2 separate regions of the Mus musculus genome follow, and region 2 is linked to region 1. Evidence: chromatin loops called from intact Hi-C (ENCODE). Cell type or tissue: heart. All regions are shown on one strand. Each heading gives the region's core, and the rest is flanking DNA. Links, peaks and the distances in the headings are about the cores only. Region 1 has its middle 17 kb from the start of Gm40167. Region 2 overlaps Ttll7 (tubulin tyrosine ligase-like family, member 7).

Region 1 (15,270 bases), core at 2,617-10,616:
AATCCTTGCTGGGTTTCCTAGACAATGGGTAAGTCCCTGGCCATGGACTGTTCTCTTTTCTTGTATTACCTTTTTCTACCGATGTGGCTGCTTCTTGGGTGTCTATCTCTTCTTGAAGGAAACTTGTACTTGGGGTTTTCTGGTCAGATTTCTGCCCAAGAGGAAGTGGCTTCTTTCTGGACTGCTACACTGCTATCGACACAGAACTCTCACATGGAATGGACACAGAACTCTCACATGGACGGACATTAGGAATTGGTCACCTATTGGTCCTAATCCCTTCCAGGAGCCTGCAAAGGATCCCATACAAAAGGCTGATTGCACTAGACTGGGCAGGCAAAGAGCAGGGTGCATGCTAGACCTCCAAAGTTCAGCTTTCACTCGGGACACGGGGCAGCATGCCTGTTGCCCTGACACCCCTGCTGCTCCAACCCTCCTCTTGCAACAGAAATGACCTCGTGTCGCACGGAGCCCAGAATTTACTAGTGACACACCACCTGTACCATTTGTAATTTTTGCATATCTCTTGAAAACCTGTGGGGAACTCTGCACCTGGGCATGGTGCCAGAAAGGTAGAAGATACTGAATAAATGCTCATTGAATACATAGATTTCCACATAACTGTCTGAGGTAATAGTGGACGTATTTATACCTTGTCAAATAAATGCAGAAAAATCCCCTATGGTGCTAAACATGATTTTAGTGTAGAGAAACTCAGCATGATATCAAGAAAACATGTGTGCACATGTGCACATGCACAGACTGAGACTTGCAGGCACGCCACAGAAACATGGAAGAACAAAAGACAGCAGTTGTTGGCAAGGATGCCGGGCAAAGGGCTTCATTTCTCGGGAGAATATACCGTAGTTCAGGCAGCCACTGTGAAGAACAGTATGGCGGTTCCTCAAAACGCTAACAATACAGTTTGTACGATCCGACTGTACAGTTCCAAAAGGACCAGTTTACTGTGAAGACACTTCTGGGCTCATGATTACAGAGGCATCATTCACAGTGCCCATCAGTGGATAGAGAGTGTGTGGCAGAGCCGTGCAGTGGGGTTTTACTTGGCTACAGGAGATTGAGAAATTACACACTATTCAGGAATATGGATGGATCATGGCATTAAGTGAAGTAAACCTGTCCCTTAAATACAGGCTTTACATGTTTGCTGACACATATGGGGGGGAGGGGAGGAGGGGGAGGAGGAGGGTAAGGAAGAGGAGGAGAAGGAGGAGGGTGGAGAGGAGGGTGAGGAAGAGGAGGAGGGTGAGGAAGAGGAGGGTAAGGAAGAGGAGGAGAAGGAGGGTGGAGAGGAGGGGAAGGGAGAGGAGGGGGAGGAGGAGGGTGGAGAGGAGGGGGAGGAAGAGGAGGAGGGTGAGGAAGAAGAGGGTGGGGAAGAGGAGGAGGGTGAAGAGGAGGAGGGTAAAGAAGAGGAGGAGGGTGAGAAGGAGGGTAAGGAGGAGGGTGAGGAGGAAGGTGAGGAAAAGGAGGAGGAGAGGGCAAAATAAAAGGGAGCTAAGAGTGTGGAGAGCTGGGTGGAGAAGAGCTATCCTATACAAGCCTAATGACCTGAATTAGGTCTCTAGAACCCATGTATAGATGGAAGGAAAGAACCCAGTCCACAAAGCCGTCCTTTGTCTTCCACATGGATGTATAGCAGACACAACCACACTTAACACACACATCAATGCACACACACACACACACACACACACACAAATGCATTGCAATAGTAATAAAGTTAATTTTAAAAAATAAAACAAAGAGGGACTGCTTGGGATATAGGGAGGAAAGGAAAGGGGTAACAAGAAGGTAATGGGGGAGCTAAATGTGGTCAGAGTACATTATCTGCAAGTATGTGACTATCATCATAAAACCTGTTACTTTGTACCATTTAATACACTAACAAAAATAATAATCTCAACTATTCACAATAGTTAAATGATTAAAAAAAAAAAGTCAGGGTCCTGAGAGGATTCTACAGAATTCCATCTGTCTGCCCATCATGTGACGAGCCAATTAAATTAAGAGATAAGGTGTTAGAACGAATACTTATCCTCCCCGTTTACCTTGCCGGGGAGCTGACTTGGGAGAGGTTTGCATGAGTTGCTGATGGGTGTTCAGACTGGTGGGTGAAGTTCTGGGATGGTGGAGAGATGAATCACATCTGGCTAGTTAGTGGTCTTGAGACGACGTCTGGGGGAGGGGGAGGGGACGAGGGTCTCAAATGCTAGCTCAGCTTGGCCTTGAACTCACTATGCAAAGGGCGGGAAGCTTCTGCAATAGGGAGGGACTTCCTAGAAGGTGAATTGCTCCAGAAAAACAAACAAACCCCAAAGCAGCCAGAAGCATTCTGTTGCTGCTCTGAATGGGACTGGCGTCTCCTCACCCCCTCTCCTCCCAGCCACTGCCTGGGAAGGAATCCTTCAACACCTGGTGGACAAACCTGAGCCTTCCCTGTACAGAGCTCCGAGCTTGCTTCACAGCAGGGCAGATGCCCCCTCATCCACTAGGGATTCAAAGGGGTTGGTTTTAGACCAGCAAGATAGCCCGGGGAGTAAAGACATCTGCCATGCAAGTCTAACATTCTGGGTTTGACCCTGTGGCCAGCTCCAGTAGGCTGTCTCCTGACCTGTACACAGACTCCACGGCATACGCAGGTACATAGTATTTGTTCTCACTTAAGGCTATACTTTCTTTCTTTGAAAATAAAAGGAGCATTCAGGATGCAAGCTTTGGTGGTCAGGCAGCATCCTCCATGGTCTGGAAGCCGACGGATGAGAAGGCGCCACACTTCAGGCAGAGTAGCATCCCTGATGGAGATAAGGATGGGTGTTCCTCCCTTAGACAAGGAGCCTTTGTGGGAACATTTGGTGGGACCCAGATGCAAACCCCAGGCATCTGCTCGGAGAAGAAGCAACAGGGTGCCCTGTGATAAAGCCAGCAGGGATCTTGCTGTACAGTCGGGGAGGGCTAATGGGCTGTGTGCGGCTACCAGCCAGGGAGTGTGTAGCACGCTCCTTACAATACAGAACATCCATCTGTGGAGGGAGTTTGACAGCCAGGCTCTGTGCCCGCCCGTGTGCCTGTGCCACTTCAGAGACCTTGAGCCCGCCATTGTTCATTTGTGAGCTCCCTGTGTGTGATTCTGGGAGGGCAGGTCTCAGTGCTCCGCTGTGCTCCCCTCCCCTCCTCCCTCCCACTGCACCAGCACCCTCCTCCCTTCCTGCTTCCACCGCTCAGCTGTGGCAAGCATTTGGTCATATCTTTCTCAGAAAGCATCGTCTAAGCAACCGACTTGGTCACCTGGATAAAAGTCACGTGAGAGAGTCGGGTAGGAGCCGGCTAAACATGGAGGAAGGAGGCCCGGATTCCGCTTCCTGCTGCCATCTTAAGCTGCTCTGAGTTTTTACCGTTAGCAGCAGTTTATTTTGTTGGACTTTTTTTTTTCTCATGGGGCAGTATTAACAACTGCATGGCTCTTGCTCTGTGTGCTCCCTGACCCCTGCCTATGGAAGACATGGCTAATCAGTCACTGTGCTGTAGAACCTTAGACTTGGCCTTACCGCCTTAGTATAGAGCTCTGGAAGATGGATGCTCAGTGATTTGAAAGCACTCGAGATGAAGTGGATTTCCCACACTACCTTAAAGCAATACATCACCTGGGAACGAGAGAGAGGTCAGTACCAAGAACAGGCGGTAGGTAGGTAGGTAGATAGATAGATAGATAGATAGATAGATAGATAGATAGATAGATAGATAGATAAATGATAGGAAGGCAGACAGGCATATAGATAGGTTTGTTTTTAGTCAGTCAGCTAGAGATTGTTCAGTGGTTAAGAGGTAAGAGAGAGTATTGCTGTTTTTACAAAGGACCCAGAATTTATTCCTAGCACCGAGCTGGCATCTCCATAAATCCAGTTCCAAGTAGATCAGATGCCTTCTTCTGCAGTCCTAGGCACTGCATGCCTGTGATATATATAAACATTCAGGAAAAACATACGTAAATACAAGATGAAACTTTTTAATTTTAAAGTTTCCAAATGTGGTAGCACGTGCCTAAAATAGCAATCAGTACTTGGAAAGCTAAGGCAGGAGGATTTCTGTGAGTTTGAGGCCAACCTCGGCTACATAGTAAGAAGACTCTTGTCTTTAAAAAAGTATTAATAACCCAGGCCCAGAAAGACAAACAACACAGGGCTTTCTTTCCCATGTATATTCAGCTTCAAAGCTGTATGTCTGTGCGTTTGCTTTGGAGTGTCTTTAGGGGTCAGGAAACTAAAATGGGCCTTGAAAGGTGGAAGGGGAAGAGACCTGTAGGAGAAAGAGGATAATAGAATGCATGGGAGGAGTTTGAGAGTAGAAAGATTTTAAAGGAATGAGGTGGGAGGGGAGAGGAGGGGATGGGGGTAAGTTACCCAAATCTGAGGGTTATGAAAGGCTTTACAGAATCCAGTACCACACAAGCTAATTTAAAATACAGACTTTCAGGGGACTTTGAGTGGAGAGACTTTGCCCGGGTGGACATAGTGTCCAGGAGCTGTGGATTAGTAAATGAAAATCCCAGGGCTGTTCATGGGGTCCTGCCATGTGAGTTGTAGGTCGGGGAGGCCCTGACACTCTAACCCATGTGGCACACATTCACAGATACACGTAAATTAAGATCAAGCAAATTCTCTCCCCTTGTGCTTCCTAGGAGGGCAGGGATCCCCTCTAGAAGAACAGGGTGTCTGCACAGTTGTGATTTCGCTGGCCTGGTAGCCTGGTGTAGGTCACTTTAAGTAGAGTCTGGTCCTTCTGCGTCTCAGCCCACAGCTTCCTCCACTTGCTGACTGCACTGTCTGGCTTGGCAAGGAAGAAGAGGAAACCCACACGTTGCTATTTAAATCACAAGCAATTAATGGTTTTCAATAATGTTTGTGGTAAAAATAAATAAATAAATAAATAAATAAATAAATAAATAAATAAATAAATAAATAAATAAATAAATAAATGAAGAAATAAATGGTCCCCCTCGTCGAACGTGTAAAAGCAAATCCCCAGACTCACTCAAACAGTGGGTGATTGGACAAGGAGCCCGGTCGCCATTTTTGTTTTATTATAAATTCACCACTCACCACTGGGATACTTGAAGAGTCACCTCGCCAGTTGTAAACCTTGTTTCTCCTTGCCTGTACAATGGACATCAGGAAGAGTGCACTGACCTTGCTAGATAGATCAGTCACTGCTGAAGAGTTTCCATTCAAGAGGACAGCTGTCACCAAGATCTGCATAATACTCGAGAGATGAGCTGTCATTCCCAGAGCTCTGGTAACATTCAACAAACACCGGGAGGTGTGAAACCCGTGCCCCCTCCCTCTCCCGGCGCCCCCCCCCCCCCCCACCGCTCAGATGAAATGAAATACATGCGTCCTTCCCCCACCCCCCACTCCCTGCTCAGATAGGTAAAGCCATGAGGCTCAGATAAAGTCTAGGAGGAGTTTCTATTCTGATGGGGCTGCTGGAAAAACAACCCTATAGGGACCACTGTTGGGTGAAAGATGACTCCAGATCAGCAGGAGACCCGAGGGGACCCTCTCACCCCTCTCTATTTCAGATGTCTAGAGAGGGACAGGCACTGCATGCATGCTTAATGAGTATTAACTGGGAGCAGCTGAAAGCATTAAGGACCAGCGTGTAACAGATTAGCTCACAGGGAGTAACCCAAACACATCTCCTTGGGGTTACATTTATCAGGGCACCTCGCTGGGTGTTCTCGCCGTCAGGAACCGCTTTGTAACCACATGCCCACTGCACCAAGGCCTCTGCCTTAGGAAGCGGCGCTGTGTTTGTTCACCCAGCGGAGCTTCCAAGGACATGAATTAAACATTTGTTCCTCCCAGCTCTGGCAGTTTGCCGCATTCTTGCGGAGGAAAGTCTAAAATGGCTTTGTTCTTTTTGCTGCAATCAAGGAGGGACCTGGAAGCAGAAGATACGGTAAGGCGAAGATCTTTAATTTGGCCACTAGGTGGCAAAAGAGTTCTACTGAAGATACTGCAGGCAGCCCAAGGCACTCTTAGGGAAATCCTAGACAGGTTTTCAGAGCAGGACAGGTTCTGTGAGAAAAGATCTCAGGGAAATGAAGGAGCTAAACTGATGCGAACAGCCTCTAGCACTCTGATCAAGACTACAAATCAGGATCCCAACTTCTAGAACAATCTTGTTCAACAAGCCACTCCGTTTCCCCCTCTTTAGGTATGCTCGTCTTGTATTCTCGGCGAAAATACAATAAGGAGGTGAACGTGGCATTTCAAATTAAAATTTAAACGTGCAGTTGCCAGTCTCGCGGTAGACACCTCTGAGATGACCCAAAGGCTTCGGACTCATAATTCTAACCCTCTTATGTCCTCGATCCCACCCCTTACGTCCTTACCCCGGCTGACCAGCAAATGTGCAGGTCAAATGCAGATGGAGACTCTAGCCAGCAGACCCGAATCCAAGCCCATTTGCCAGGTTCCCAAACCTTGATGTCTAGGCTTTCTAAACAAAAAGAGGAGGAACGACTCCATCATCAAATTCCCACCCAAAGACCATAGACATTCATCAGAAAGTGGACTTACTATCATTTTTATTTTAAAAATATTTATGATTGTGATGGATTGAATGAGATGTTCCCCCAAAGTCTCCAGTATTTGAATACTTGGACACCAGTTTGCAGTACTGTTAGGGGCAGCTTGGGAGTTACGGCCTTGCTGGAGAGCAAATGTGGACTTTGAGAGCTTAAAGCCTTGGCCAGTTTGAGTTGGCGTTCTCTGCTTCTTGCTTGCAGTTTGAAGAAGTGAGCTCTCAGCTTCCTGCTACGGCTCCGCCCATCGCGGCTCCGCCCATCGCGGCTCTGCCCCTCTGCCATCATAGACCTTTACCCGTCTGGTACTGTAGCCCAAGTATAACCTTCCTTCTATAACCTGTCTTGGCCACGTTGTTAAGCAGTAGAAAAGTAACTAAGACGCGGTCTTTTAAATTTTCATATACCCTATCATGTTTCAAAAAGGTCTTACAAAACAACTAAGCCACCCACACGTCTCAGAGACCAAGAAGTGCTTGAATGATGATAGCCCTTTCAACAAAAACTATTAAAAATATTTACTGGGTGCCACCTTAGTTAGTTTGTGTGAGTTATTTTACCTAATATCCTGTCAACAGAAATCATATTTGTCTAGCTCAACTGGCTCTTTTTTCTTGCCAACTATGAATTCATATTTTTGACAAATGAGAAATTTACACTAGTGGATCTACCCTGATGTGACCTTTTTCTTTTCCTGCCACTTTTGAGCTGTGTGAGGACACTGGGTGCTTGTGTGGCCTTGGTGATGCCCACATTTCTTAAAGCTTGTAGCTAGCTGTATTGTTATTTCAAACCATCTTAGGGAGATAGGTAATGCTGGAAGCACTTGGTTCTTCTTTTCCAAAGACCATTCTCTTGTTAAAGGGATCAGAGAAGAATCGATACCATTATAAATAAAGAATTGTGTTCCCAGGAGGAAGGAGCAGCTCTTCCTTATTCAATTATAATTAATAAATGAGGAGTTAAGGGAAAATCCACAAAAATCAGATACTGTGATTTTAAAAGACTCTTGTAGGTGACTCTGGATAAGTAAAATGAAGGCAAGGTCCCGCACATTGTGATTGTTCCTGTTCAGTATCCCATATTGTCCACATCCTTAATAAGGAGCAAAAAGATCACATTTCCCAGTCTCCCTGGCAAGTGGTTCTCACATGATTAACTTCTGGCCAATGGAATATCAACACCTGGTGGGTTAATTTCCAGGAAAGCTTTTAAAAACAGAATATAGACGTAGCCTTTTCCCTCCCTCTTTTTTCTTTGCTTCCCATCTAGAAGACAGATTTTATGGCCGCTATTATCGTGGATGCATGTGAAACATGAAGCAGCTGTAGGTATGGAAACCACGTGCTGACATGCAGACAGAGAGAGAAAAGGTCCTGATCACCCCGCAGAACTCCCAAGCCGGAACCAGTCTCACTGCCTCCAAACTATGCAAGCATTACACAGCACTCCACGTCAGGAGTTGGCAGCCAATAGAAACTTGAATGGACACAGGAGTATGAAAACCTGTGAGATAGAGAAAATGGTGAGAAACAGAGCTCTCTGTCTTTAAGTATATAATTTTTGTGCATAAAAAACTTTGGAGGTAAGAGTGTACACACACACATTGTTTTAATTATGGCTGAGGGATATTGGGCCACACAACAGAACAAGTGACATCAACCGAGCCAACAGTAGCTTGGTCTCAAAGCATAATCTGCCCCAAGCTTCGCAGGTCCCCTCTTCCTGGGTCATTCAGAAATCGGATTGTCTTGTTGAGGGAAGCTTTAGCAGAAACAAGTTATGGGGAACATGTTTCTTGGTAAAATAACAAAAGCACCATCTCCTTTTCTGTGCAGTTTTCTTAAAATCTCTTATGCACACGTCATCTTCTGTAGGGTAGGGAGCCACATTATACAAAAGCCTTACCATGTATTTAGGCATCCTGTCAAAGCAATAGGCAGTTCAAGCCATTCTGGACTGGGAGGACACTCAGTTGATACTTTTAGCTCTCTGAGGAGACTATAAATTCACATTGGTTAAGATTTTAAGGTTAGGGGTCTAGGATCCCCATAGAAGCCAATCTGCCTGCTGTTCTTTTCCGCTTTGATATGCAGAGTAAGAAAGGGGTTGCCAGGCAAAAAGGTGAATTAGAAGTTATTTTGTAAATGCTGTAGCGTTAGTTCATGCGTTCATCTGTCATGTCCATACATCTGTCCATCCGTCCACCAGCAGTAGGGAATGACACTCTGTGTCCGGTGCAAAGCTCACTGGTAAATAGGACAGTCCTTGGCAGAAAGAGGACTCACATGAAGATGTTCTCATACAGAGCCAGTGCGACCTCATTTTATTTCCCAACCCAAGGTGGGGAAAACCCAACGGGATTACCAATATGAAAAAGTAGGAAGTAAAACTCAAGTCTTAGGAAATATTGATTTTCCCTGGGTATTGACATGTTAGCCTTTGCATTGCCCCCTTCAGTGTTCATTGGAATACTTTATGTCACAAGAAGCTAGAACCTGAATGCTAAGTCATTCCATCTCCTGGCTTAGAGAGGTGGGCTGTTCAGAATACCGGTTTAGGGCAGTTCAAGATACCAGCTTAGCATATATCTGCTATATTTGCGTGTCGCCTCTACTCATGGTTGAAACTGGTTTGTTACTGCTGCAGTGTTGCAGGAAGTGACTTTTGAGAGATGGCTCACCGAGAGGCACAGCCTTTACAGAAGGACCATCATCGTGTCAGGAGTGGGCAGTTCCAGCCCTCTGTGTTATGGTTGCTCTCTGCCCATGTGATACCTCCTAGCCACACACAGCCCAGCAGGCAGGCTCTCACCAGGTGTGACCCCCTGCACCTTGCATTTCCCAGGCCCCAGAACTGTAAGAAAAGAACTCTGGCTTCTTTGTTGATTGCTTAATTTGCGCCGTTCTATTATAATGGCTGAAAATCAGACACTAAAAGCATCTCTATGTTGGTGGCCTCCCTTCATGTGACAGACCCTGGTATCACATTTGCACGACAGCACACAAAGCTCTTTCCTCGACTTCCTCAACAAGGCCCGCTAACTCGAGCCAAAGAGCTTGGCCATCCTTACTGTAGAGGCGAGCAAAGGAGCACTGTCCGTCCCACTCAGAGCACGCAGGATGGAGCTGAACATTGGTCGACACTCATTTGGTTTCCAGTATGTCCCCGTTTGTTATGGTTTGAATCTACAATGTCTCCTTTGGCTAATGTGTTGGGACACTTGGCCCTGGGCTGGTGACATGGTTATGAAACCTGTAGGAGGTAGAACCTCACGGGAGAAAATGGGTCTCTTGAGGGAGGGCGGTCAGCCTTGAGGTTTTACAGCCCAGCCCTATTTCCTGTCTGTTCTCTGCATCCTGACAGTGGACTCAACGTGATCAGCTTTCTCGCATGCCTGCTCTAACGGGGAGCGGAACTGAAGCAAAACCGAGAAGCCTGGGTCTCTGGAACCCATAGATGCAAGCAGGTAGGGTTAAAGAGTAAAGGAAACTAAAAGTTGGCTGACAAGTGGATGTACCCCAGAAGGGCTCCGTGGATAAATGCAGTGGCTGAAGAAAGGCTAAGCCATGTGTTTCAGGCTGCTCTCTATTGCCTTGATAAACACGGAGACCAAAGTCAGCCTGGAGAGTAAAGAATTCCTTCCAGCTCCCAGCTTACAACGAGCATCCTGAGGGGAAGGCAGAGCAGAAGTCTGGAGGCAGAGGCTGATCCAGAGGCTAGGGAGGAACGATGCTTATGGCTTGCTCCTTGTGGCTTGTTCAACCTGCTTTCTTATAGAAAAGGACCCCCTTTCTAGAAATGCCACCACCCACAGTGGGCTAGGGCAATCAGGAAAGTTCCCCAGAAGGCTTGCATACAAGGCCAGTCTTTTTTTTTTTCCCCAAGAGACAGGGTTTCTCTGTGTAGTCTTGGCTGTCCTCGAACTCGGAAATCCACCTGCCTCTGCCTCCCAAGTGCTTGGATTAAAGGTGTGCATCACCACTGCCCTGGAACAGGTCAGTCTTATAAAGGCATTTTCTCAGTTGAGGTTCCCAATTCTAAAATGACCCTAGCTGTATCACGTTGATGAAAACCCAGCCAGCACACCATATCTCCCTGTCCTTGTCAAGCTCACGTTTCCTTGCTGCTGCTGAGCCCCAGACCCAGGGACAGGATGCCCCAGACCCAGGGACAGGATGCTCCTTCCACTCTGGGCTGCTGAAATTAAATTCTAGGGATTAGAGTCATCAAGGAATATTTCTCCACAGATGCCCCATGGTTGCTGTTGGAACCTGCCGGGACAGACATTTGCGTCAAAGGTTTTAGGGTGGGAAGGTAGTCCTTGATCGTGTGAGTGAGACTGGTATAATCACAAGCGCAAAGGGGAAGAAGGAATGTCAGAGAGAGATTAGAAACATTGCTGACCACGAAGATGGGAGTGGGTCATAAGCTAAGAGATCCAGTTGGCTTTGAGGAACTACAGAAGACAGGGAGAAATAGCCTCTCCCATGCAGCCTCCAGCACGTTGGCTTTTGCAAACACCTATTTTGAACCCCTGGTTCCCTTTTCTGGCTGGCTAGGTTTCTGTTAACTTGACACAAGCTAGGGTCATTTTAGACTTTCAACTGATAAAATGTCTTTATAAGACTGACCTGTAAGCAAGCCTTTGGGGGCACTTTCTTGATTAACCTAGCCCACTGTGGGCGGTGGCATCTCTAGATAAGGGGCCCAGGTTCTGGTGCTTGGCCACTCAGGAGAGCACAGAGGCCTCTTGTGGTACTAACAGGAAATGAGTTCTAGGTGTTAAAAGCAGGTCCACATAGGCAAGGGTGAGCTGACCAGGCAGATGCACTCAGTCTGTGTGTGGACACAGCCCAGCTGCCCTGTAAGCTAGGTCCGTGCTTCTTCGTGTACTCAGAGTCCTTTTAAGTACACAAGAGACTCCTGCTTGTAGGCACCCCCAACACACACACACTCACACACACACACTCACTCACACACACAGTCACACACACACACAGACAGACAGACACACACACACATACACACACTCACACACACACACTCACTCAAACACACACTTACACACACACACACACATACACACACTCACACACACTCACTCACACACACACTTACACACACTCACTCACACACACACACACACACTCACTCAGACACACACACACACACACTCACACATACACACACACACAGACACACTCACTCACACACACACTCACACACACACTCACACACACACTCACACACACACTCACACACACACTCACACACACACACACACACACACACACACACACACACACACACACCCTCTGCTGCCCGTGCTAGGGCAGCCCAGGGCTAAGGTGCTGATGGCCAGGCTCTTGGATTCAGGCCACTCCGAGGCCTGGCTCATATACTGCTTCTGTCCTCCTCTACCAAAGTGTTTTTTCCTCGCTCTAGTTTTAAATGACTGGCTGATGAAATTCTCTGTGGCTTCCCTGGGAGGCTTGGTTCATTACGTCCATTAGTGCTTCCCCCATTTCTCCCCAGCAGGAGATTTTCAAAAGCATTAGTTCAAATGGCAGCCGCCTGCCCTCCAGCCAAGCGTTGACATTCCCCCTTGCTGTGCTGGATCCCTACGCCTCCCTTGGCAGTGAAGACGTCCCAGTTGGCCTTCCTACTGGGGGGGGGGGGGGACTTGTTTCTGGTTAAGAGAACCTGTGTGCCCTTGGGCCTTACAAGACTGGTATTCCTCTGCAGAGGTTGTTCCCTGATCACTAAGATAATCACGTTCAGAGCCTATGGAGAAAGTGAAAAATACCCAGAGTGAGCCAGGCCTGCTTTCCCCGTCAGCTCAGGAGGCCTCCTTGTTTTACCCTAGCCGATTTTGATCACAGAGCCCCCATGGGGACCACCCGTCTTCCATTAGAGACCTCACTGGGGGATCCTGTGTTACAGAGACTGGGGACCTGGCTAGAGCTTCAGGCACGAACTTCCCTGCTGTGGGCACAGTCAAATAAGGATGGGAGGACATATATCTGGTCTTTTGTGAGAGCATTTTGCTCTCCAAGTAGCTGGATGAAAAATCAGACTCTGTTTCATTGTTAAGCATCCAGAACGAATTATTAACTGAGTGTAAAAGCAGCACTAGGTGGGACTAGGAAGAGGGACAATTTGAGGCTCAGAATATTAAAAATGAACATTCCAAATAATGGGACTAGCTCAATAATTCTAACTATGAAAGGCATTTGGTACAACTGGTTATTGTTGTTTTATTGTTTGCTTTACACAGGGACTCACGTCTTTCAGACAGGCCTTGAGCTTGTTATGAAGCTGAAGATGACTGGTGCCAACCTCACAGCCGCCTCCCCTAGCCACTGAGTGCAGGGTAGCCTATGCTAACCTCACAGCCGCCTCCCCTAGCCACTGACTATACAGTGTGTGAGCTTTCTGCAGGTTGCTGAGTTAACAAAGGTCAATATAAGTTATTGACTTTGAAAAAAATAAAAGTTTTCAGATAAAAATCCACTTTAGCTGGGCGTGGTGGCGCACACCTTTTATCCCAGCACTTGGGAGGTAGAGGCAGGTGGATTTCTGAGTTCAAGGCCAGCCTGGTCTACAAAGTGGGTTCCAGGACAGCCAGGACTACACAGAGAAATCCTGTCTCAAAAACCAAAAAAAAAAAAATAAATAAAATAAAATAAAATAAATTCCACTTTATCCCACAGTGTCAGTGAACACAAGATCAGGGCCATGAGGGCCTTGGAGAGCATTTGGTGATCCCAGGGTGTTCCAGAAAGTTCCAGTCAGTGTCACTCTTAGACAGAGGACAGAGCAAAGTGGGAGAGACACACACTGAAGAGCTGAAGAGGTGCTGGCTACACTTCCTGACAGAGGGCAAGCTGGCACTCAGGCCTCCACACTGGTCATTTTGTTGCTGTTATTTCTTTGGCAGAGGTTATAGGAGGGGCCTGAAGTATTACCATGGACAGCCCAGAATACGCTGTGTGGAAGGACAGCCACCACTCACTATGTCCCAGCTTCAGGCCAAGGACACTGCGGAAACTTCCATATTAGCACTCGCAGTTCTTAAAGCCAGAGTTCTGCTCAGCAGGACTTAGCTGTATCAGAGCCTAATGGCGGTTCCACGTGCTACTTTGGAACAATTACTGAATATTTCTGTTGGTCAACTAGAACAACATACTCGGGATAATTAACTTACACAAAAAGGTAGTTTGGCACACATGCTGTTGACTCCAGTACCTGATCAACTGCCCCCGTTGTTTCATGCCTGAGGTGAGATAGCTCATTGTGCTGGGAGCTTGTGAGGGAACATTCTCGAACCATAGGCAGGAAGTGAAGAGAAAGGAAAAAGGCAGGATGGGTAAATCGTAGTGTCCCTTGGGGTGCCACCTAGGCACTTTCTATTAAGTCCAGTCTCTTGAAAGAGCTTGTCTTAGAGTTTTATTGCTGTGAACAGATACCATGACCATGGCAACTCTTATCACGCACACTAAAAACAAACCATCTGCAGGAATGGATTTCTTTTCTGCATAAAGGTTTAGTAGTAGCTGCTAGTTAATATAGTGGCCACATGTGAGTTAATACAAGTAAAAATCTAACAGCACCTGGTACTCAGCACCTATGGTTTCTTTTTAGACTAAAATTACTACGGCCATGATGCATAGTACATTGGCTTACAGTTCCTTCCTGCCGTCATCCTGTAGCCTGGAGATACCTAGACAAATGTTGTGTTTTGCTTCTTTCCGTAAGGCCCTCTCCCCTGGATACACACAACACAGCTTCCCATTATCACCATGCTCACCAGAGTGAGCCTGTGTTACAATCAGTGAGGTTGTTTAGCGGCACCATTATCACCCAAATCCCATGGTTTGCATCCGGGCTCACTCATTTTGTTTTGATTTTACACACATGGAGCTCACACTTACCGAAATCTTCCTGGAGTGTGTATGCATTGGGACATAGTGTTGCAATTGTAAACTACCACATCTGGCTTCTAGACTTGTGCACGTGTGCGTGCGTGCGTGCATGTGTGTGTGTGTGTATGTGTGTGTACACATATGTACATGTGTCTACCTGTATGTATGTATGTGTCTATTTATGTATGTGAATGTATGACTCTATATGTTGTATATGTGTGTGTGTGTGTGTGTGTGTGTGTGTGTGTGTGTGTGTGTGTGTGTGATTCTGGACATGTGCATGCATATGGAGACTAGAAGTTAACACAAGTGTCTTTGTCAATCACGGTCTATCTTATTTTTGAGTCAAGGTCTCTCACTGAGCCTGGAGCTCATCGAGTCAGCTGTGCTGGCCTTTGAGCTCCTGGGCTCTGCCTGACATAGCCACCCAGCACTGGTTACAGGCACACACCACTATAACCAGCTACCCAGCCTTTATACGGGGGCTGAGGATCTGACCTTTGCCAACTGAGCCATTCCCCAGCCTCTGGGTTTCACTCCAATGTAAGTTCTATGGCTAGATTATTTTCAATTGTTTTTAAGCATGCACACATACATGTACACACACACACACACACACACACACACACCTAAAACACATCTTAAACTACAAAGAAGCTATCTAGCCCTAGAAACAGTCATCCGCTGAGTCTCTCACTCCCCAGCAGAAATCCTGGGGAACCTGAGATGTTCCCATGC
Region 2 (15,270 bases), core at 3,588-11,587, 620 kb after region 1:
GTATTTTACTATATACAATAAACAATATTTGAGAATTTAAGGAATATTAATTAGTAAAACAGTAAAGCATTAGGGAGTTGATAAGAACACATTTATCTATACTGTATATAGTATTTTACTATATACAATAAACAATATTTGAGAATTTAAGGAATATTAATTAGTAAAACAGTAAAGCATTAGAGAGTTGATAAGAACACATTTATCTATACCTGTATGCATTTTTATATCTGCCCTGTTTCATAATGAAACTGCAAATAAAATATAATTCATGTCATAACTTCATGCCACTTTCAAAATCCCACCCCACAGTTAGAGCACGCCTGGGATTTCAGTTGCCATGAGTCCTCTTTACGTATTGCTTGAACAGTATGCTGGTCACAAAGTCCTGCGTGTTTGCATGACCCAGTGCTTCAGCTGCCCTGTTTCCTCCATGGCTTCCTAGTAGGGTTGAATAATTATGGACTCAGGGTCCTTGGGAAAGCTGAAGCTTTGTGCTGCTGGAAGGAGGGTTGATCAAGCCTCTGTCCTTCGGGGTATACTAAACCTCTGAAGAGACATCTTTTCTCTGGAGTTCATGTTTGTCAAGCTCGTCAGCGTGTTTGATGACTGCCTTGCTGGCAAATGTTTTTACGCATTTCCGTTTGAACATTTTTGGTACTCTGTTAATATTTGATCACCAGAAGGAGAGCATGCGCTTAAAGACATGTTGGTCCTTAGTGCACTCTGTTCCTTTTCCATCTTGGTTGCATTTCACCCATCACACAAGCTGTAACATTAACACTATCATGCTTTGGCTTGGTCTGTATTCTAGGTGATTTTTGAAATGCCTCTCACCTTCCTTTCTTATCCTATACTGTCATACTGGAGGGACAGTTTTGTCCCACAAACCCCCATGACATCCAAGGAATTCATTATGGTATACATTAACATCAAAGCCACTAGTATATAACTGCAGGAGACTGTCTCAGCAGGAACAGGAGTTGAATGATGTGTGTAACAAGCAGCCTTAAAACAACTGAGTCACAGAGCCGTCTGCTTCTGCATTATGCGCACTCTTTCTGAAGTTAGGCCATCTCATCTCTCTCCCTGCCCCTCAACCTGCTGTCTTTAGAAGCATCTGTCAGAGGAATGGAAGCAGGTTGGTTCTCTGAAAAATACCAGGGCACAATGCTGTAATCATCAGATCTGTCCAGAGTCACTCCTCTGCATCCTGTCCCTCTTTCAAAAAGTCTCACACCACGGTGATTTTCATATATGACATATATTTTCATATATCACCTTGATGATAAAAAACCAGTGACAGCTCCACTGTGGCCAGACTGCGTTGAAGTTAGAGATTCTCTGTGAAGGGCCACAAGTCATCTGAAACAAATTTAGACAGTGGATAATTAACTAATATTAATATATATAAATATAAATTATACACACGCACGCGCGCACACACACACACACACACACACACACACACACACACACAAACTTGGTGAGTCTGGCCTTGGGTCCAATTCCAAGGAAAATAAATAGATGAATACATAAATATCAACAGTGAGCTTGCCATCTGAGTAATGCTTTACTTCCTGTACATTACCCGAGTGAATAGATTCTTGGGCTATATTTTAGTGCACGGCGTTCTTCTAATGGATTCTCTTGTTTTGCTTTCTTAGTCCTTTTGTCCTGCTTGCCTCTCTTCGCCCCTCCCCCCACCTCCCACTCATTTTTTTATTGGGTAAGGCTTGATACCTAATCTCTCTCAGGCAGAGTAAAGAAAGCTGATCGTGTTTAGAATATTTATGTATATTTTTATATTAAACATTTCCCCTCACTTTGTTGTTTTTATTTACAGAAACCCACTATTGTTTATTGCGGTCACGTAGAAACAGCCTTGTCCTCATCAGGACTGAGCCATAGTAGGCTAAGCCAGATTCACAGCTAGGGCGCGCTCTACCGGCTGAAGCGCAGCAAGCAGTAGAGAGGGCTTTCCATCATCACTAATAAGCAGGGAGCATGGGCGGGTAGGGGTGGGGTCTGAAAACGGTGCGCCCTGTGCAGTGGGATTCTAACCAAACACGTCCCTCTGTTTCAGCCCCTGTGCTGCATGCCAGAGTGTGCAGAGGTCACGAAGAAGCAGAAGTATTACGGTAGCAGTGACAGCAGCTACGACAGCAGCAGCAGCAGCAGCAATTCAGAGCTGGATGAGAACGAAAAAGAGCTGTGTCAGAAGAGACTAGACCAAGTCCCATATAGCCTTAAGCACACCAGTCACTGCAAGATAATCCAGCAATCCAGTAAGTCAATCTCTCCTACATCGTTAGAGGAAGAACTATAGAACTGAAACTCTTGAACTCAATAAAAAGTCCGTGGGCCAAAAGAAGCATTGTCCTGTGTGAGGAAACCTGTGTTCACCCTGTCTTTCTCTGGCCAGAGCTGGGTCCATCCCTCAAACCCTCTCAACTTCTGGAAGGAGGGAGTGGACCGAATTGAGGACCCTTCCTTCCTCCCGTGTCCCATAGTGTGTTTGCTAAGCTGTGGCCTGGGTTTTGTGGATGTGCCGTAAGGCTTTTAGGTGGAATGTGCTCTCTTTTAAGCCCACATCATGCCTGACTCAGTTTCTGCCTACCACCTACCTTGTTTGGTACTGTTACTTGGTTTTAAACATCTCTCCAGGCATTTGACTTGATATTTCTTTGAGCCCAGAACTGGGAAGTAGTTAACATTTTGCTCCTTCTAGCTTTTATTCTGGGCAAGCATTTAACCAGGACTCTGGGTACATGACAGGTATTTAGGAAAGCAACCAACTCTTCTTCCATCTTGCTCCCTCCAGCTATCTGCATTCTCTCTCTCTTTTCCTTTCTTTCCTTCCCTCAGTGCCAGTGACCATGATCCAGCCTCTGATTTGCCACTCACCCTTAAACATCCAAGCCAATATCTCCATTTTTTCCCCCCAGATTTTTCTTGAAATACACCTTCTTGCTGCTACCTCAGAAGTAGGACTGTCTTCAGGGGCATGCCATACGCTCTTTTGCACAGCGCATAGTGTCTCAAGGGTCCACCAAATTCTCCAGCTCAGTAGTGTAGTGAACAGGCTGCAGCTTTTACAGAGCTGATTCCCAGCAGTGGTTAGCACATGAGGGTCCTGGTATGTGTGTTAAAACTGGCCTGTGAGGCTCGGAGTAAAGTACCCAAGGAGTGAAGAACTTATCAAAGGAAGAATCCGGAGAAGCAATCTTTTGTTTTTCTCCAAGCATTCCATTGAGATACCTGCCCCCACTGCCCCTGTCATGGAAGGTCCGTGGATTTAGCAGGGAATCCACCTTATTGATTGACATTCTCTAGCACCAGTGATTGATAGCTGCAACTCTCTTTTGCTTCCTTTCCTGAAAGATTTTGTAAATGCAGCTCTGGATAAATATGACTCGGTTTTTTATTTTGGAAGCTGACATTTTATGTCCAAATTTTGCTGGATTTTGATCCCTGGCCTGTCAACTAATGTGTCTATTATTTAATAGCATGGACTGATGAAGGGTATGGGCCAGGGAGAGAAAAGATCCTGAGAGTTTTACAGCTCTGAGATTGTTCTATGCTCTGGGACCAGTAGGTTCAAGAACCAAGATTAGACAGTAGCATAATAAAGTGGGAAGCAGAATTAAAACAGGTTTTTGTGTAGGAATCTTTATTTTAAGTCAACCCAATTCAATTACATATTTATTTTCTTATTGTATCTTTAGGTGGGAATTATACCAAGGGTTTTACTTTATTTTATATTCTCTCTTTAATCTTAAACCAGGAGCCCCATAGCCACAGATTCTCTAATGACCAAGGGCAAAGTCCAGATCAGGAGTGACACTTTCTTGTGTAGACAGTGGGCTTGGTATTGTTAATGCCTCACAAAGCAACATAAACACTTTTTTCTCTCACATCATTTATAGGTGGAAGTCACAACCTAATCTACTCAGAATCACCGGTGTATCTAACTACTTTAGTTTTCTTGTCTGAATTTCCAGGTATGTAGGTGATAAGGGAGAAAGTAAGGTGACTGAGACGATGATATTTTCCTTCTACCCCACGAGCAGGTTCTCATTATTCAATCCTTACCTAAGACCTGTAAAGAAAGACCAACAGTGTAGCTGGGAGTATATGGTTTAGAATTCTCTTCCTCTTCCTCCTCCTCCTCCTCCTCCTCCTCCTCCTCCTCCTCCTCCTCCTCCTCCTCCTCCTCCTCCTCCTCCTCCTCCTCCTCCTCCTCCTCCTCTTCTTCTTCTTCTTCTTCTTCTTCTTCTTCTTCTTCTTCTTCTTCCTCCTTCCATGAGTTTTGTATTGTTGTATGTCAATTATGTGACCTTTGTAACTAATATCTTTTAAAGGTAGACTGACCAGTGACATGTTCCCATATAGTGTGCGTCTAAAAAGTGCTGTGCATTACAAATACAGAAAGATGCTAAGACTTGCAGCAAAAGTCTTTTGTTTTTAAACAGCATCTTCTAAAGCTTAGATGAGTATGTATTTTTATTCTCCCCAGAACATAAAGAAACAATACTACATTTACCACACACTCACAGTATCTTTTAGGAGTGCTCATCTAAACCTACATTTATATCTATCACATTTATGAAGTTTTGGGTTCTTTTCAACAGCTGATGAAGAGAGACCTTTGGGTATGCAACCCGGCTTCATGTGAGTTTTAGTAATTTATTTAACTAATGGAGATTGACATATTCTCCAAGCAGAGAACAAACCCAGGATAGAGGATCTAGAAAAATGAGCAGAAGAAAAGATTAAAATGCTGGTGGTGTTGAGCAACTCTCTTTTTTCCAGGTCTGGAGCCACAGCTTACCAGGGATGCTGCTTCTCTTTCATCAGTGTTCCCAGCATGCACAAGGGCAAATATTTGATGATTTTTTTAGATATTTATTTTGATAACAGTCTTATTCTTTGACTTCATTTTTTTCTTCACTTAAATCTTTTGCTATTGAAATCTCTCTCTCTCTCTCTCTCTCTCTCTCTCTCTCTCTCTCTCTCTCTCTCCCACCCTCTTTCCTTCCCTCCCTCCCCCACTCCGTGTGTGTGTGTGTGTGTGTGTGTATGTGTGTGTGTGTAAGTCTACCAATTTTGCTGCAGCCCTTTTAATAGTGAATTATTATTTACATTAGAATAACCTTCATATTGTTCTGTTCTGTGACTTCCATAAGAAGCCCTGAATTCTGTCCCTTATCTATTTACCCTGGCCACTCTCTGTTCTGTTTTCTTCTTTTCTGTGATACTTTAAAATGGTTAATTTCTGACCTACACAGAGACTCTAATAGCTAGTTTTAACCCAAGGTTAGTAGATAGCATTGTGGACTTACAAAGAAGCGGAGGCTTTTAGCATTCAAAAGGTTGAGGTGTTGGCTGACCTTGGCCACCACCTTGCTGTGTGACTTTGGGAAGGCTCTTCTGATAGTCTAGACAATAGAAATCCCTTTTCCTGGCCAGGAAGATCATTCAGTGTGTGAAGTGCTTGCCATGCAAGTGTGAGGGCCTAGGTTTGGATTCTTAGAACTCAGATGATGCCGGGTGCTGTGACATGTCTGTAGCTCCTGTGTCTCTATGGAAAGATTGGAGGTGAAGACAGGGGGTTCCCTGTACGCTGGGGGTCCGACTAGTCTTGCATCTACAGCAGTAAATGATGAACGATGAGGAGACTTTGTCTCAAACAAGGCTGAAGGCGAGGACTGAAAATTGTAGTTGTCCTCTGAACTCCACACGCGTGCTGTGGCATATGTGTTCCTGCATTTCCACACACACACACACACACACACACACACACACACACACACACACACCCCTTCTGCCCAGGTTTCTATAAGAGTGACATCAAAGAGAAGGACCTATATGCTCATGGGTGTTTGTCTCTTTCCTTCTGTGTCTCTAACATCACACTTGGAGAACTTAGCACTGACGTCTTCTTTAGTGTTTTCCCAGCAGAAGTGTTCTTTACACACCAGAACTTCTCTCCTAGCGATGGTGTCTAGACTTGACCTTTGTCACCCAGCCACCACTGGGGTCTAAGCATTAGTCTGTGGAGACCTACTAGGCAGAAAAGCGTACTAACAGCACCACTTCTCCATCATCGCTAGATTCCATGAGGCGTTCGGTCAGCTGCCCTCGGTCCATCTCTGCTCACTTACCTTCCAGAGGGGATGTGCGCCCCTTTTCTTCTCAACAAGTGATACCATTAGCAAGACCAACGTCAGCGTCCCGGTCACATTCCTTAAACCGCGCTTCATCCTACGCGAGACACCTGCCTCACGGCAGTGACACCGGCTCTACCAACACTCTGGTAAGCTATCAGTGGGTTGTGTCCTTCTGAAGTTGAGGAACACTGTACTCGATGCAGTTGGAGAGGGGATCAGCTGAGAGGATGGGGAGACGGAACCCCCAATCCCTTCTGTAATTCAGTCATGACCCTGGGAAACTGCATTGTTCTCTATCTCCTGATGCAGGAGGGTAACGTTGTTGGTAATCATTTCCTGATGCAGGAGGATAACGTTGTTGGTAATCGTTTTTATAAACACGTTTCTTTTTCTTGCAATATCTCAATCTCCTATAGAAACAAGCACAATTAGTGTATGGAAAATGCCTCTTTTAGACTCCAATAGTTTAAAAACTGGTTTAAAAAATTCTACTCATCGAGCCTAGGCGTGATGCTGTTTAGAATGCTTTCTGCAGATTATATTAACAAGGAATATCTCCTTTTCAGCATAAACTAGAGAAATTTACAATTGAGAAAGTCGGTGGTTTTATTATATTTTGCTGGAGCTAGACCAGAGAGTTATATAAAGTCTCTGTTTCATTAACATTAACAAATTTAAGAACGAGTCTTTCCAGTGGGAGAACTCTGGAGATATAACTGAATTCACTCCCTTCATAATGATGACTGATCTTACTATCCAATCCAAGAATCGGTGGCAAGTGAAACAAATTAGGAAGTCCTTTTGAATTACTCATAGGTAATGTTTATATCCCGAGCAAGATAAAATACAACCAGGAGAAAATACAAAAGACATTCTTACAAATAATAACCATTTTAATGTTAAACATTCGCAAATAAATGTCCACTTAAAAAATTAACAATGTGTCCCTTTTACCTGAAACTATCTTTCACATTATACTGGTACAGTGGAATAAGACCCCCTCCATGTGTCTGTATTCTTTCAAATTTAAGAACGAGTCTTTGCGGCAATTGAAAACCAAAGAGCAGGAAGACGACCTCACCAGTCAGACCTTGTTTGTCCTCAAGGACATGAGAATCCGCTTTCCGGGGAAGTCAGACGCAGAGTCGGAGCTCCTGATAGAAGATGTGAGTATTTGTATAAAATCCAAAGAGCATCTGTCTACTCTTCTGAGAGCATTAAAATGTATTGCCTGGGACCAGGGAGATAGATCTGTTGGTAAAACCCTTCCTGAGCCAGCATGGTCTTAGGCTGGGTCCTCAGAACTTACATAAAGAGCTGGCATGGTGGCCTGCAGCTGTGACCTCAGTACTGGAAAGGCAGAGGAAGGAAGACTCCTGAGAGTTCCCAGAGGTGAGCCGCAGCTCCCAGGGAAACGTCATTCAAGCCTGACCTCTGACCTCCACAGGCATGCATGCACACACATGTGCACACACATAAACACCAGCATATATGTGCATTGTACACATATGTACATGCACACATGCCTCCTATACATCTACACACATACAAAAAATGTATTTTCTGATCAAATTATAATTGATTGAATAGGAAATGTAATTGATATTGCTTTTAGCCCCCAGAAACTTTACAAAGTAAAAGAATTCATTTTAGTTATTAGGAACATTTTATCATATAATAAGGCTTTCAAGTAAGAATAATTAGCATCAAATAATAACTGTTCTTCATGATCAAAGAAATATCAGGGTAAACTCTTCTATTTAAAAACTAAGTTGAAGAGCTTAAGATGAAAAGAGACAGGATGAAAATAGCGCCTTGGTATAAAATGTCAAGATGAATTACAGGTGATGCCTGGAAAATCACGTTTTGAAACAGCCTGGATGAGTTATTTTCACGCCCGCCACCTAGTGGAGCGTTTGGGTGGCAGATGTTCAAACGCTCCGCAGTCAGGACTTGCTCCTCTCTTAAAAAGAAATCCAAGGTCACGGGAATGGTTTGATGGAAGAACATTTCTTCACTCAAGGTTTCTCTTATCCGCCCAACACGCTTTATAAATGCCCACAGTTAGGTCATCCATCGGCCACAGAACGTTTTGAGGGTCGGGTTGGTGGCTTGTGATTTTCTTTTCCCCAGAAGACAAGGCGCCATCTAGTGGTCATATGTAGAATAAGAACCAAAGCTCTCACTGGGTCCTCTTATTGTTCATCCAATGATATGAAACAAGTGCATAGAAATAACGAAACAAGAGAAAGATTTCTTGCTGCAAAAATCTGCAACGGCATCATATTATTGTTATTAGAGAATTATCGTTAAGTATCCAAGTCTTTTGAATTTTGTGCTAAGTTTTGTTTTGTTTTTTGTTTTTTTTTTCAAAAGTGAAAGTTAGATGCTGTTTGTCAGGGAGCTTGTTACAACAAAAGAAAATTGAAAATTTTATAAGGCATTGTGATAGATATGTTTTACATTTTTTTTTATTTAGTGTGTTTATGTGTGTTGGTCCCAGGGATTAGAAGAAGGTTACACTTGGCAGCAAGCATCTTTGGCCAACGAGCTTCATCGCCAGCCTGGAAATGTTTCCACTCACTTTGATAATGTTTATTTCTAAGAAAAGCCAGTAACTTTGAAGCAGGCACATCATTTTTGTCTGTCTTTTATGATCTGATATTTTCTTCTCGAATTTATTTCTTTTATTGAATATTTGCCTCCGTGTGTGTATGTGCACCACATGTGTGCCCGCTGCTCAGAGGTCAAGGACGGCATCACAGCCCCTAGGACAGGAGTCATAGACTATGTGTGGCCAAGTGGGTGCTAGGGATTGTACCCAGGTTCCCTACAAGAGGAACGAGTGCTCTTAGCCACTGAGCGATCACCTTGGTTCCACTGAGGTCTGCTGTTTTTAATTAGAAAACGAGAGAGAGAGACACTAATGTATGTGGCTATTGCGATTCTTCCATAAAGAAGATTGTTAGGCTTATACAATCAATGAAACGTAATTAATAATTAATGTCAGGCATTAGATTCTTTGCTGTATTTCTGCTGTGTTCCAGACTTGAATGCTTGCTACAGTATCCATTACTAGGGTGTATACTGAGGAATTCTGTAGAATTCTGTAGGTAATACAAAACAAAGGGCTAGTAGAACTCTAATTGAATATAGGCTGACTTTGAATGTATTGTTCAATATTCTATCACTATGTGGGTAACACAGCCCTGTGAGTAAAGATAGAAAAATCTGTGTTGGAGTCCTACCTAAAATGTGTGTATCCAAGGATTTCTGGCTTTTACTCTCTGAGTGATATTACTCTTACTGGAGAGAAAGAAATGGGCTCAGGTTTAGAACCTCTGACTTGTCTAAATCTCTGCAGGTATCTTTCTATGAATGGTAGAATTGTTATTATAAGTAGTGCTCTCATAGTGCTGTCACTGCACGGATGAATACAGTCATGGATAACAGGGTCATTCACTATTCTCTGTGAGCATTCTAGCCTAAATTTGTTAACTTCTCTCCCCCAATAGATCATGGATAACTGGAAGCATTATAAAACAAAAGTGGCTTCATATTGGCTCATAAAATTGGACTCTGTAAAACAACGGAAAGTGAGTAGCACATGAAGATCACTTGGCCATTTATATGTTCGTTAAGCTAAAATGTTTATTTAAGTTCAGAACAAGTTTACATATGAACATTTATTTGCTTATTTCTTCAACAAACACTGTGCACCTATTATATGTTAGACAAGGTTTAGGACCGTGTGTCAGCAGATATCTGTGAGTAGTGTGTCAGCAGATATCTGCGAATCAGTGTGTCAGAAGATATTTGTGAGTGGTGTGTCAGCAGATATCTGTGAATCAGTGTGTCAGAAGATATTTGTGAGTAGTGTGTCAGCAGATATCTGTGAATCAGTGTGTCAGTAGATCTGTGAATCAGTGTGTCAGAAGATATTTGTGAGTAGTGTGTCAGCAGATATCTGTGAATCAGTGTGTCAGAAGATATTTGTGAGTGGTGTGTCAGCAGATATCTGTGAATCAGTGTGTCAGAAGATATTTGTGAGTAGTGTGTCCGCATGTATCTGTGAGTAGTGTGTCAGCAGATATCTGTGAGTAGTGTGACAGCAGATATCTGTGAATCAGTGTGTCAGCAGAGCGGGGAGCAGGAACAAAGATCATGGAATAAAAATTAGTTTGATGTGTATATGGATGATAGACCACAGTTTTACTTATTAATCTATTTACATGATAAATTTTTATTGGAAAATAAGTGATACAGTAGTTATAAGAGATGAATTTGGATGGTGGGTCATTGCTCAGATTGAGACTTTATGGGGTTCGAGAAGAAAGAGTTTTACTTTAGTAAATGAGATGTCACTGGAAAAGTTTGAGACTTTTGTAGTCTGACTAGTAACTTGAAAGGACTCAGAACCACTGGAGGGGACTAGAGTTGAGAAGAGAGAATGTGGCATAGAGTGGAAAGTGGTGAGATGGTTTTTAGGGCAACTGAGGCAAGAAGCAGGACTGGTCAGCTAGGGTGTGGAGGGATGCTTGGATTCTGCAGGCCTGTTGTGTGGGTTTAAAAGTATTTATTTTAAGGACTGGAGAGATGGCTCAGCAGTTAATAGCATTGGTGGCTCTTCTACACGTCCCAGGTTCTATTCCAATCACCCGCATGGAGGCTCATAACCTTCAGTTCCAGGAGACACACACTCTCTTCTGGCCTCCAAGGGTACTGCATGCACACAGTGCACAGACATACATACAAGTAAAACAGTCATACACATAAAAAAATGCTTACTTTATTTTACGTGCATATATGTATATATCTGCGTGTATGTTTTTGCGCCATGTGCATTCAGGACCCCAGAGAGGTCAGGAGAGGTGTCTTATCTCCTGCAGCTGAAGTCACAGACACGTGTTACCCTCCATGTGGGTGCTAGCAATTGAATGTGGGTCCTCTTGCAAGACCAAGTGCTCTGAGCCACTGAGCCACCTCTCCAGCCCCCTGTTTTTGTGCTTTGATATTGCATATGCTAGGTAGATGTACTGACTAGCTATCCAAGTGACGATATTGAGTGTTTTTGATGTACATATGGGTTTGAGAGCAGAGTTGAGGTTGGATGTGGAGGCTGTAAGGCATTTCAAGGAATAGAGCTGGACAGGACTATGTCGAAAGTTTGTAAGAGAAGACTGGAGTTTCTGGGACCCTGTGAGCCCAGGGGCCACTCCTGCAGGTAAGAATGGGGAGGTGGGAGGATTCTCTGAAGAGGACTGAGAAGAGACAGGTGGTGCCCAGTGAAAACAGCAGGGGTTGGGGGTCCCTGAAGCCACATGAGGTTACCTCAGCCACAGACTGATGTACTGTGCTGGAAGTTGCTGCTGGGGGTAGAGCATCAACCTGTCTGTTGTTTTAGGCAAACATGGAGGTTAGTGGTGACCACAGTCAAATTTTGAGCAGTCTGAGGGAATTCTATTAGTGAGTCTCGAAGAGGAAAAAAGCAGTAGTTGGTGCAGACACTTTTCAGAGCTGGGGGAAGAGACAAAATGAAGTGGTGGTAATGTGGAGAGAGTAAGATTTCTTTTTTTCCTTTCTGCCTTAACGATGAAGACTCCTCATTTGCGCATGGGTGACAATAGTTTGGAACAACCACTGACAGGGAGGGGCAGTATCAAGTTCTTTGGGAAACCGAGGTCTGGTCCCACCAAGAACAGTTATTATAACCAGAGGGGAGAGGAAGGGCCCCAGGGTGTGACGGAAGACGTGAGATCTGATGAAAGAGCAGGGGACACATAACAGCTGCCATGCCAAGGAGCGTGGGAGGCAGGGATGGCGTCCCCTTAGGAGGCTTGTCTCATGTGCTGGGATGGTTTTCAGGAGCTAGTACTATTTCAGCAGCTCTAGGAAAGTGGATTAACATTTGGCCATTCTACGGCTTGTTGATAGATGAGATGGAATTTGATGCCGATGAGGTTATGACCTTTATCTGAGTAAACTGATCTGAAGGGCTGTCCATCAGCTCATGCGTTGCCCTGCCATGGGCAGAGGCAGTGTCTCCATTGAGGAATATGTGTCAGAAGAGGCAACAGAGGTAGACAGACATTCACCATGCTGTGAGCCATGGGTGCGTAGTTGCTTAGCAACCGAGTCTGGCCTTCTCCCCCACTACGGACCATAAGCCAGAACACCTTCTCCTTCTATGAGTGCCTTTAGGTCATGGTATTTTGTCACAGCAACAAAAAGTAACGAATGCAACGATGTTCAAACAATTGGTTATTTATAGAAGAAAAGAAAGGGATCTTACTTCTTATCGTACACAAAATAAATCCCATGCAGGTTACAGTTTGGTATATAACATAGGGAAATATTAAGACAAAGGAAATGCAGGAAGGAAGATGATTGTAATTGCAGACGGGGAAACAATATCTTTAAAAAGACCAAGAGAGCTAAAAGGGAAATCTTGAAAGACTGTTACAGGAAAGTTTAAAGTTGGGTATAGCTAGTGGTTCTTCCCCATAATCCTGGCATGCAAGAAGCTGAGGCAAGAAGACTGTTGGGAGTGCCAGCTTAGTCTGGGCTACACTGTGAAACCACATCTCAAAAACAAAAACAAAACAACAACAGCAACAACAAAACTACCATCACCAACAAAAACAACAAACAAAAGCCCCCAAACAACAACAACAACCTCAACCAACCAACCAACCAACCAACCAACCAACCAACCAAGACCCCAAGACAACAACAGCAACAACAACAACAACAACAACAACAACACCCACCCACCCAACCAACCAAAACCAAAAAGCCTAGAGAAAAATTTAGGAATGCCAAAAGAGACCTTAAAGAAAATTCAAAGCAGAATGGGTGTGAGGATGTTAAGCAGGTAAAGAATTGAGTTTAGCAGGCAGGAGTGGGATTTGAGTAGTTGGGGGTTGAGCAGGCAAGGCAGGTGCTGAGCACATGGGAGAGTGTTGAGGAAGACTGACATTCAGTGCCCATCACATAAAAAGCAACAGAGGTAAACCAATCATTCTTAGCAGTCAGTCAACAAAAGTCAAACCAGCTTATAAACACCCACAGGTAGCGTGGCAAAATGCATAAAACAGGACTATTTACTAGATCTTCAAATAGCCAATCAGCATGCAAATAGATCTTTGGCTTTACTAATGATGAGGCAACAGCAAGTGAAAATTATCCTATTGGCAAAAATTAATAAGATGGATAATTCTCATTTGTGGGCCTAGCATGGCCTAAGAGGGCCTTTGCTCCGCCATCAGACAGGGTACATTGGTCTAACTCTTCAGAAAGGTCATTCACGGTACTTATTAAATTATGGATGCTCGTAGCCTTATGAGTCAGAAGAACCATTCCTTGCACTGTGTCCTGAAGATTTTCATCCTGAAAAGTAGAAAAGACATCTATAGGCCAACATTTATAACAGTGCTGTTAGTCAACTACCAAGAAGCAGCTTGAGTGTCGCAGTGGGATTATGGTTAAAAGGACGTGGTGCATTCTTGCAATTTAGTGGCATTTGTTTGAGTACTATTCTAGAATCTTCTGAGCAAAGCACCCAGCAAGAAACAAAACTCAATGCAGACTCTCCGGGAGGCAGGTGTCCTCTGCTCCCCGGTCTTCTCTTTCTGGAGATATTCTGGGCTCAGTGCAACCAGTGGACCATGCCTGTGGGAACTGAGGGAGCCTTTCAGATCTGGTGGCCATCTTTTTCTGTCTCATTCTCAACCATGCATTCTGGATGGTGAATTATCAATCCAGTATCAATTTCCAAGCAAGATAAACATTCCAGGCTGAGTTTTGGGAGCTCAGCCCCCTGCGAGCGTTCTGCAAGGGTGGGGAGGGTCTGCATCTATGTGTCTATGATATCCAGTGTCACTCACTAGTCACATGAAGCTCCCCCCCCCCTTTTTCGAGACAAGGTTTCTCTGGGTAGCCCTGGCTGTCCTGGAACTCACTCTGTAGACCAGGCTGGCCTCGAACTCAGATATTTGCCTGCTTCTACCTTCGGAGTGCTGGGATTAAAGGCGTGCACCACCACACCTGGCCACATGAAGGACTTGAACTACTGTGACCACACAAATTGAGTTTGTAACTTAGTTTCAGTTCATCTAGAGTGAGAGGACAGTCACATCTATCGCTTTCTGCATTTAACAGCATAGGTCTAACAGACGAGATGCCCTTTTCTTAATGGTCTTCCATAAAACCTTTCTTTGCTATCTTCCCACTTATGAATTTAGAGGGGCCATGAGAACAATCCAGTGACATTTTTCATTTGATACCAACCTAAAAGGACACCTATATTAAAGTAATAAGTTACACAATAAGGTACATTGTTTTATTTTAATCTACTAATGAGTGTATTACTTAAAATTAACCTGTTTTTTTTTTTGTCTTCTTGTCTGTCTTTTTGTCTCTGTCTGTCTGTCTGTCTGTCTGTCTTTTTCTGTATGCTTGACTGCCTTCCTTTCTCTCTGGCATTAGTGTTTTCCTTCTTGAAGCAGCTGTATGATGGCATACCCTATACTCCCAACAGTGAGGAGTTAAGACAGCCTTGTCTACATAGTAAGTTCAAGGCCAGCCAGGGTCACATAGTGAGATCCTACTTCAAAGAACCTTCCTTTGTTTGACCATGTATGATTTATTCCTAGCGGATCTCTGTACTGAGCTAAGAGAAGGGGAGCAATGCTACCTACTGCCTTTTCCCTCCTTTACTTTATGTATTTCTATATTTTTCAAGTTACCATGATCTGTTTTACAAGTGGAGGGAGGGATGGCTGAGAGAAATGAACCAGTCTGTTGTAAACAACTTGACTAAATAACAGAGATGTGGGTTGGCGCCATGGCTCAAAGAAACAAGGGAAAGAGGTGGGACTGGGCTCTGAGTCCAGGATTTTAATCTAGGCTGCATGGGCAGGAGATTCACAAGTTCAAGTCCAACCTAAGGTTTAGAATGAGTTAAAGGTTAACCTGGGTAATTTAGTAAAGAGTCTACCTCAAAATAACAAATACAAAACAGGTTGAGGAACATAACTCAGCTGATTGCCTGGCATTTGCATGAAGTCCTGGTTTAATCTCTGGCACCACAAAACAA

What was found. A loop is a pair of places that touch in the nucleus more often than their neighbours do. Peaks named below come from ENCODE experiments on the same cell type or tissue, not always from the same donor. Only the 100,000 strongest peaks of a DNase experiment are listed, where the experiment ranks them.
Region 2: it touches region 1 in a loop (9-fold over the local background); 18 of 42 quality-filtered maps call a loop at or near these places.

What each region holds. Positions count from the first base shown.
Region 1 is chr3:146,322,124-146,337,393 of GRCm38, forward strand. No RefSeq gene overlaps it. Among named protein-coding and RNA genes, the nearest start is that of Gm40167, 17 kb to the right of the region's middle. In heart, for the core only: a CTCF peak has its summit at 5,995 (motif pointing right); no DNase peak of the experiment used is centred there; H3K4me3 peaks cover 1,909 bases; H3K27ac peaks cover 3,469 bases.
Region 2 is chr3:146,937,890-146,953,159 of GRCm38, forward strand. It overlaps Ttll7 (tubulin tyrosine ligase-like family, member 7), which reads left to right. Exons shown (of 21, transcript NM_001357217.1): 15 at 2,087-2,288; 16 at 6,117-6,319; 17 at 7,205-7,339; 18 at 9,689-9,769. Among named protein-coding and RNA genes, the nearest start is that of Ttll7, 93 kb to the left of the region's middle. In heart, for the core only: a CTCF peak has its summit at 8,215; no DNase peak of the experiment used is centred there; H3K4me3 peaks cover 475 bases; H3K27ac peaks cover 253 bases.